Regions from separate parts of the Mus musculus genome. Here region 2 is linked to region 1. Evidence: chromatin loops called from intact Hi-C (ENCODE). Cell type or tissue: heart. All regions are shown on one strand. Each heading gives the region's core, and the rest is flanking DNA. Links, peaks and the distances in the headings are about the cores only.

Region 1 (4,378 bases), core at 92-4,091:
CACACACGCTCTCTCTAGGTATATTTTTTTTCTTTATTACCAAATTGAAAATAGTCAAGTTGGTATCCACAGTGCATCTCCCAAGCAGATCTGCATTTTCTCTTCCTCACACAGTTTTAGCAAGCACTCTACCACTGGCTATGTTCCCAGCCCCTCTAAATTACTAACAATATCCAGGATAATGTCAAGTTATTACACTGTTTTCTGGGGAGTACTGGCAAAGCAAAGCTGTGTATATTTAGCACAGACAGAAACTATTACCACTATCCCCAGTGTTGAAGGCTAACCCCAGGACTTTGTGTCAAGCACTCTGATTTCTGAGTTACATTCTCAGCCCTTCATATATATATATATATATATATATATATATATATATATTAACGTTTGGTTAAATGAGAAGGTGCAGAACCCACAGATGAGAAACCGTGGTATTTTCAAGGCAAGGCTTACTTTCTGAAATGCAGACTGTCCCCTTTGTCATGCAGACTCCATGAAGCCAGCATCTCGGTCCCAGTCATTGGATATGAGAAACTCACTGAATGGGCTGAAGCTGCTCTGATGCTTCAGATGAAGACCAGAAGTTCATGTAGTCTGAACTAGGGGCATAAAAGCAGTTTTCCCAGAAAGCAGGGTGTTGTGACCCATGGCTGAATGTGTCTGCTATTGAAGGACATTTTTTTTTTCTAGTTCAACAACGGGGGAGTGAATACAAATCTGCTTGGGAGAGGCACTGTGGCTGCCAACTTGACTGTTCTCAACTTGGTTATGAAGAAAAGGAGAAACAGAAGAAGACAGAAAGATGAGGAAGAGGAGGGGGAGAGGGCGGGAGAGGGGGAGGGAAAAGGGAGGGGAGAGGAGGAAGAGGAGGAGGAGGAGAGAAAGAGGAGGAGGCAGCTAGGGGTGTAGCTCAGTTGATGGAGTCTTTGCCTCATACTCACAAGGCCGAGCATGGTGTCACATACATATAGTCCCAGTCCTCTGGAGACGGGGACAAGAGGATCCTCAGTTCATAGAGAAGTCAAGGCCAGTCTGAGGTAAAGAGAGACCATTCCTGGACAGACACATCACTACTAGATCTGGACATCTGACACCCAAAAGGCTTAGCAGAGTCTTCAGAATCTTCAAACTTGCTGGCTGTGAAAACCCTTGATTATAGTATGCAGGAAGCTGAGCGCAGCGAATTGGCTCGTTAGCTGTCAAGACTACCAAACTTGCTTCAGTAGAAGAGTAGAAAATGATTAGATTAGATTAGATTAGATTAGATGATACTGACGACACGACTGTTCCATGCGAGAGTTAGGGGAAAGTCTTTATCTTATTTCTAATTGTCGATAGGAGAGAGAGAACAGCCAAAGCCATCTGGAAGAGTGCAGAGCACAGGGAGACAGGGAGAAAGGCTGAACAGGGCCCGCAGACTGGGCGGGGCCAGGGCTATCTGCAGGTATTCCTTCTACGCTCCGCCCAACAGTTACCTAGCAACAGCCAGGTAGGTCTGGCTTGCTATAAAAGGGCCTGTTTGGCCCACCTTCCTTCTTTCTCTTCTCTTCTTTCTCTTCTCTTCTCTTCTCTTCTCTTCTCTTCTCTTCTCTTCTCTTCTCTTCTCTTCTCTTCTTCTCTTCTCTCTTTTCTCCTCTCTTTTCTTCTCTTCTCTTCTCTTCTCTTCTCTCCCCTTCCCCCTCCCCCTTCCCTTCTGGAACTCTTCAGTGTCACTCTCCGAACTGTCCCGCACGCTTGTGAGAAAATCAAGAAACGAGGAATCAAACACAAGATTTGGAAAGGGAAGAAATTAAAGGTCGTCCTATGTTAGTATCTCTGGAGTGGCCCCTCAGCACCTGTAAAACCTGAGAGCAGAAGAAACGAGAAGGGAGAAAAGCAGAGGAGGAAGGGTGTCTACCCTAAGAGCCCTAGGCTTCCATTCTTCCTAATACAGGACAAACGGCTCAGGGGAAAGTTTACAAAGCGCAGGCCGAGCTCGCGAGGAGACGCCCGGCGCCTCCCTCTCTCACTCCCGCAGGCATTCCGGGCATCCTGTTAGAATGGCCTGAACGCCCTCTGCTCTACACGGCCCGGACCCACGGTGACCCCGGGACCACGGTGAAGCAGAGACAGCCGGCCCCAACAACCAATCCTGGGAGGAGTGGGCGGTGCCTCGCGGCGCGGAGGCGGAGCTGTTTCTCTGGCAACGAGCCCGCATCGCGGAGGGGGAGGGGAGGGCGAGGGAGGGGGGAGTGGGCGCGGGTGTCACTGTCGTAGCTCGGCGGGCTAGCAGGCTCTGGGCTCCAGAGCCTGGTTGTGCGGTCAAACGGGCGTCCGTCCGCGTTCCCGGTGCCAGTCCGAGTGCCCCGAGGCTGAGGCGAGGAGCTAGCCGCCTCCCCCGCTGGCGCCGGGAAGCGTCGCTCCTTCTCGCTGACCTTGGTCTCACTTGCCGCTTCGCCCTTGGCCACACTCAGTAGCCAGCACATGGTCGGAGAAACCTGCAGACAGGTCCCCGGTTAGGCCGAGACCCGCGATACAGACACACAAACTGCTGTTGCCCTTCCCGCCGGCTCCGGGGCGTCGGGTCGCCCCCACCCCCCGAGGCCCGGGAGATCCAGTCCAGGGTTAATGCCAACGAGTTTCCACCTCCAGCCGCTCCTAGAGAGGCCGCGGCGCGAGCCAGCGGGGGGAACTGGCCAGGGACGGACACTTCCTGTGCGGGGGGAGGGGGCAGGGGCGCAGTAGCCCGGCCGGGGCTAGGGGCCGAGACTAGAGGGTCTCGGGCTGGGAGTTGTGGCTGGGGGACGGCCGGAGGAGTCGCCTCGCCCCTCACCTCCGAGGCCACGACGCGCGGGGGCCGGTGAGGGCCACGAGACAATCGGGGACCTTGGGAGGGGGGCGGGGCAGCGGACAGGGGCGGGGCCGGAGAGGCCCAGGGTCAAGACGTCCGGCCTTCGCGGCCGAAGCCAGGCCGCCCGGTCTCCTCGGAGGCTCTGAACGCGCGGGTGGCGAGGGCTCGGGGCTCCAGGCACTCGAACTGGGTCGTAGGATCGTCCGCCATCGCCACCGCCGCCGCACTGGGAACTGGCAGGGATGGAGCGGGAGGCGTCGTCGTGGGGCCTGGAGTCCCGGGATGTGCACAGTCCCAACGCAGTGGGCAGCCCCGAAGGGTCTCTCAAAGGTGAGGGAAGGACCGCGCCTCTTAGGAGTGTGCCAGAAAACTGGGCTGTGGCCTGCGGGAGGGAAATAAGGCCGGAATCTTAAACACTTGGAAGTGGGGTGGAGGGTGGAGACTGAGTGCCCCGGGTCTTTAGAGGGGAGGTGGTACATTTTGTCACCTCACTTGTAGGGGCCAATGACCCTGCTTGGGGAGTGGGAAGAGAATTTTGGGACAATTAATGGACCCAATGACCTTCCAGACCCCCATTCAATCTGGATTTTCTGTAATTCTCAGATCCTGCAGGCAACACAAGTGAGAATGAAGAAGGGGAAATTTCTCAGCGAGAAGGCAATGGGGACTATGAAGTTGAAGAAATACCTTTTGGGCTTGAACCCCAAAGCCCAGAGTTTGAGCCACAAAGCCCAGAATTTGAATCCCAGAGCCCCAGGTTTGAGCCTGAAAGCCCAGGGTTTGAATCCCGAAGCCCTGGGTTTGTGCCCCCAAGCCCTGAGTTTGCACCCAGAAGTCCTGAATCAGATCCTCAGAGCCCGGAGTTTGAATCCCAGAGTCCTAAGTATGAGCCCCGAAGCCCTGGCTGCCATCCCAGGAGCCCTGGCTGTGAACCTGGGAGTCCTAGGTATGAACCCAAAAGCCCTGGGTACGGTTCAAAGAGCCCCGAATTTGAATCTCAAAGTCCAGGGTATGAATCTCAGAGCCCCGGGTATGAACCGCAGAACTCTGGAGATGGCGTTCAGAATTCTGAGTTCAAAACCCATAGCCCTGAGTTTGAAACTCAAAGTTCCAAATTCCAGGAAGGTGCAGAGATGCCTCTGAGCCCCGAGGAAAAGAATCCCTTGAGCATCTCCCTAGGAGTCCACCCCCTGGATTCCTTTACTCAAGGGTTTGGGGAGCAGCCCACAGGAGCGCTGCCTCCATTTGACATGCCTTCGGGGGCTCTGCTGGCTGCACCCCAGTTTGAGATGCTCCAGAATCCACTGAATCTGACAGGAACCCTGCGTGGGCCAGGCCGTAGGGGTGGCCGGGCCAGGGGTGGGCAAGGCCCTCGACCTAACATCTGTGGCATCTGCGGGAAGAGCTTTGGACGAGGCTCGACCCTGATCCAGCACCAGCGCATCCATACCGGCGAGAAGCCTTACAAATGTGAGGTTTGCAGCAAGGCCTTTTCCCAGAGCTCTGACCTCATCAAACACCAGCGCACGCATACAGGCGAGCGGCCCTACA
Region 2 (4,378 bases), core at 125-4,124, 270 kb before region 1:
CCCAGAATTTTCTGCCTATGGCCCAGATTTATTAATACAGAGTTTATAAAGACCCCCCCCCACACACACACACACACAAAGTTACAAAGTGATAGCTTTCGGGGCTCAGGGAGTTAACTCACATCCTGCCTTTATGTAAGCAGTGTCTGACTTCAACAGACATCCTGCAGGTGCCTTAGTTTTCTCCAGCAAGCAAGCAGTTTTTTGTTTTGTTTTGTTTTTTTTTTAAACAAAACTAGTGGTTAGTTCCCAGGACCCATTGTCTTGCAAGGACAATAGAGGCAGTTTCTTAAGTTTAGCTTGCAGTTCAGGGCAGTCCTTATCTTAGGCAAGTTTGCTGTCAGGGTGCATTTTACTAACTAGCAGTTTACAAACTGAAGCAGTTTTCTCATTGATTTGTTAAGTATAGCAGTCTTTAAATTTTGAACGTTATTCATTATTATAAGTCAATATTTATTTATTGGTGTTTTAACATGTAGCCTCACTGTGTAGCCTAGGTTGGTCTTTTCCCCCCATTAATTTATTTATTCACTTTATATCCCCATTGCTGCCCCCTTCTTCCCAGGCCTGCCCCTATCCCCCTTCCCTTCTCTTCTGAGAGGGTGGAGCCTCCCCTGTTTCTATTCCCTCACCCTGGCACATCAAACATAGCTAGATGCATCCTCTCCCACTGAGACCAGACAAGGCAGCCCAGTTAGGGGAACAAAATCCACAGGCTGGCAAAAGCTGTAGAGACAACCCCTGATCCAGCTGTGGAGGACTCACATGAAGACCGAGCTATATACATCTGCTACATGTGTGGGGGAGGGGGGTTTGACCCAGCCAGTATATATTCACCTAGGTTGGTCTTAATTCATGGTGATTTTCCTGTGTCAGCTTGCAGTGCTAGAGTCACAGCTATTCACTCCCATACAGGGCTTGGAATTTATTTATTTATTTATTTATTTATTTATTTATTTATTTATTTATTTAAGGTTTGAAACGAGTCCTATTGTGCATCCCAGGCTGATCCTGAAGTCCAACTCTTGATTCTCCTGCCTCAGCCTACTAATGGCTGAAGATTACAGGTGGTGTGCTTAGCTACTATGGAACTTTTTGAGGGTAGAATGTTCAATTGTTCAACTCTGGTCTCCTCACACCTGGGTTCATTGAAAACTGTGGCCTCGAACTTTACCTCACATCTCATGTCTTGATTAATTTGCCTTGTAAAATGGGGATGATTCTAAGTCCTCTCTCAGGATGTGGTGGGGAGAAAATGAGACACAAGCAGGAACAGTTTGGGAGCCCTGTGAGGTTCCTTGTTTAGAAACAGGGTCTCGCTAGGTAGCCTGGAGCTATGTGGGCCACGAATATTTTGAACCTTCAGGTCCTCCTGCCTCTGTCTCCCAAGCAACGGAATTACAGGAATTCACCACTACTTCTTGCTCCCTAAGTTTATGGAAGGATTGCCCTGCAGTGAGTTGCATACCTTACCACCGAGCTGCTGGGAAGGGGTAATGCTTGCCTACCTTGTCAGTTTCTTCCTCCAGGGAGACCTGACCACCGGTGGGGGGGTGAGAGGTGGGTAAGAGGGTCCGTAGCGCTGGGTAGCCTTGCCTGGCCCATTAGCTTCTGCTCTTACCGCTAGGTCAGCCCACCCAACCTTTGCTTTCACCTCCTAATCACCAACCCAGGCATACCAGCCCCAGTCCTGGGTGAGTCCAAACAAAGGCGGGTCTCAGGGGACCCGCGGCGGCCGAATCTGAGATCAGCTTAACTGAGCGGCTGGCAGAGTCTTTGGAGAGAATGGCCAGAAATCCGAAGACCTTCGCCGGCCTCTGAGCTCCCCCAAAAGCTGATCTTCCGTGATTCCACTAGACACTGGGAGAGGGGCGTCATCAGCCACCTCCTTGCTTCCATACCCACCCCCTCATTTTTTCCCAGGCTGTGGGAGGCAAAGGGTTAAATCCCATAGAGCTGATGTTCTGACTCCAGGCTAGAGGGGCCCGGGAAGCTGGGGTCACTTCCTGCTCCGTCCCAGTCACCCTGAACTGGTCCCCGGGTCCTCAGCCTGGAATCACCCCTTGAGAAGGACCCTAGAGTTCCCGGCATCTAGCCCGTCCCCCGAGGCAGGGCACTTAAGGGGTTAAGTCCCCTGGGGCTGGCCTCTGCCTTTCGGCTTTTCCCAGACCCCAGAGCCGTGAGTTGGGGCCGCCTGGGTTCCCGGGGTGGCCTGGAGGCCCGGGACAGCCGCCGGGGAACAATAGGGCCAAGGAGGCGGCGACGGGCGAGGGGCGCAGGCCGGGCCCGGGGCGGCGGGGGACGGCGGCCGGGGGATTGTGAGAACCGCGCGGGGACCGCCGTGGGGGAGGGGAGGCGCGCGCGCCCAGAGAGCGAGTCCGGCCGGGGGCGGCGAGGCGGCCGCCGCTCTCCCGGAGCCGGGCAGCCTGGGCGTCCGCGGCGGGGAGGGAACGCCGGCGGCTCGCCTGGGCTTTGGGAGCCGGGGACAGGGTGGGTGCTCCCGGCCGGAGGCGCTCAAGTCTTGGTCCGCCGGGGTGCGGGGGGCGGCGTCGAGGGCGGTCCCGCTGCCTCCTGGTCAGGGTCACCCTGGGCCGCGCGCACCTCCGCGGGAAGGCAGCCGTCTCCGGCAGTCCTTCCCGCCTCGGTCCTCTGGGGGTCGTCCGGGGCAGGAGGCTGGCGCTCTTGGGCCTGGGCTGGTTCCCAGTAGTAGTCGCCTCGCAGTCTTTGCTACTTCTTGCATGTGGCCTGGTTATTAACTCTTTCCCTTCTACGGTAGGCCCTTGAGTTTTAAGTTTCTCTGTCCAAGTATCTAAGCTCCTACCTGTTCTCGGTCAGCTCAGCAGGGTAACCTTCTCCTCTCCGGGGGGCCCCCATCTCTCCCTAAAAACACTTAGAGATAGGGGATGGCTAACTCACTTCTCGGCTGCATTAGCAGTTGGTCAGCTGTCCATTGCTTCACCTGCTTCACACCCCAGCTACCTCTTGGTGAGCTTTGTCCTCTTTGTCCCTGTGCACAAAGTACCTATGCACACTGTCACCCCGAGGGTAGATTATTCCAGGGATTCCGTTAGATGTCAGCGCCCTCCTGCAGCCCTGTTCTCTCTCCTGGGGATCACCCCCGGGATTTTGAGTGACAGATATGACTCCTTCCCCTGGGGGCTCACTCTGACGAACTTATGTCACTTTTCTGACATCGATCTGCAAACTGATCTTAAAAGACACTGAACAAGATAGGCTGGCTTTCTGGGAGCATGAGGTGTCCAGCTCACTCAGTCCTCCAGCAGAGTTTTTACTGGGTACTTGTCCTAGGTGTGTGATGAAGCATCAACAAAAAGAATAAGGCAGAAGGATGGGTCCCCAGGTGTGTGTCTGGGTGGCTTTGGGGACATCCGTACCTAGAGCTCAGAGACGCAGCCTCTCAGACCTCCTCACTGGGTCTGACTTTTGCAGCCGAGGGAACTGGGCTTCCCTGCACTTTTCTGGCTCATTCTCGGGCTTCCGAGCTCTCCTCCTCTCCTGCCAGGAGACCACAAGTAGGAGTCTCATGTGACTGTCAAGGTCAACCCATGCCACAGGGCAAGCCAAACACAGAACGCGGAATTTGTGGTCTTAGCCCTGTTACTTCCCGCCTTGGGGCCTTGGAGACATTTCCCCCAGTGTCTACTTACTAATCTGTAAAATGGACAAATGACTCTTAAGTCTCTCAAGGCAGTGAAAGGAAGAAGACACCTGGTAGTCACCTATGCTCTCTACACACTTGCTTCCCTCCCCTCCTTGCTTGTCCTTTCTCCTTCATTTTGTTTGAGACAAGGTCTCGGGTAGCTGGGACTGACCTTGACCTTGACCTTCTGATCCTCTGGTTTCCATCTCCCAAGTATGCCACCGAGTCAGGCTCCCCTTTTCCTTGCCTTCGTCTCCTGTAGGAGCCCCTGACTTCAGACTCCCCTTCCCACCCATAGGCTATCCTCTGTGCTTGGAGAATGGCAAACTGCCCCCACTCTTTGTGAGTAGTTGTCCCTTCAGGGAAACTTTTTTTTTTAACCCCTTAAAAAGAGTCAGTCTCAGTTCTCTCTGGGGCTCATAAGGGAAAAGTTTATTGCTCTCAATTAGCAGTCCCATAAAGGAAGAAAATTGGAGTCTTAATGAGCTTCCTCTGATTTGCAAAATAACACGTTTCCAGGCCTCTGGGCATCAGATGTGTGGGGTGAAAGCCTGCCTCCCATCTGAATGTTGGATAGCGCTCCAGCCTTCAGTGCAGGTACAGAGGGTTATGACGATGGGGTTTCCATTGCCTCTCCATTCACCGACTTGCTTCATTGCAATCTGGAAGATTTGCAGTATTTGGAACCAGGCCTTTGAGACTAAGGGGCTCAGTGAG

The links. Hi-C counts contacts between places; a loop is a spot of excess contacts. Peaks named below come from ENCODE experiments on the same cell type or tissue, not always from the same donor. Only the 100,000 strongest peaks of a DNase experiment are listed, where the experiment ranks them.
Region 2: a loop joins it to region 1, with 3 times the contacts of the local background. A loop is called at or near these places in 3 of 42 quality-filtered maps.

The regions. Positions count from the first base shown.
Region 1 is chr7:127,343,928-127,348,305 of GRCm38, reverse strand. Zfp768 (zinc finger protein 768) reads left to right here and starts at 2,992. Exons shown (of 2, transcript NM_146202.1): 1 at 2,992-3,157; 2 at 3,431-4,378. The coding sequence starts at 3,070. In heart, for the core only: no CTCF peak of the experiment used is centred there; DNase peaks (open chromatin) are centred at 1,415, 2,105 and 2,635; H3K4me3 peaks cover 3,028 bases; H3K27ac peaks cover 2,609 bases.
Region 2 is chr7:127,612,884-127,617,261 of GRCm38, reverse strand. It overlaps Zfp629 (zinc finger protein 629), which reads left to right and starts at 1,990. Exons shown (of 3, transcript NM_001362196.1): 1 at 1,990-2,179. In heart, for the core only: a CTCF peak has its summit at 2,600; DNase peaks (open chromatin) are centred at 1,991, 2,621 and 3,481; H3K4me3 peaks cover 2,523 bases; H3K27ac peaks cover 2,172 bases.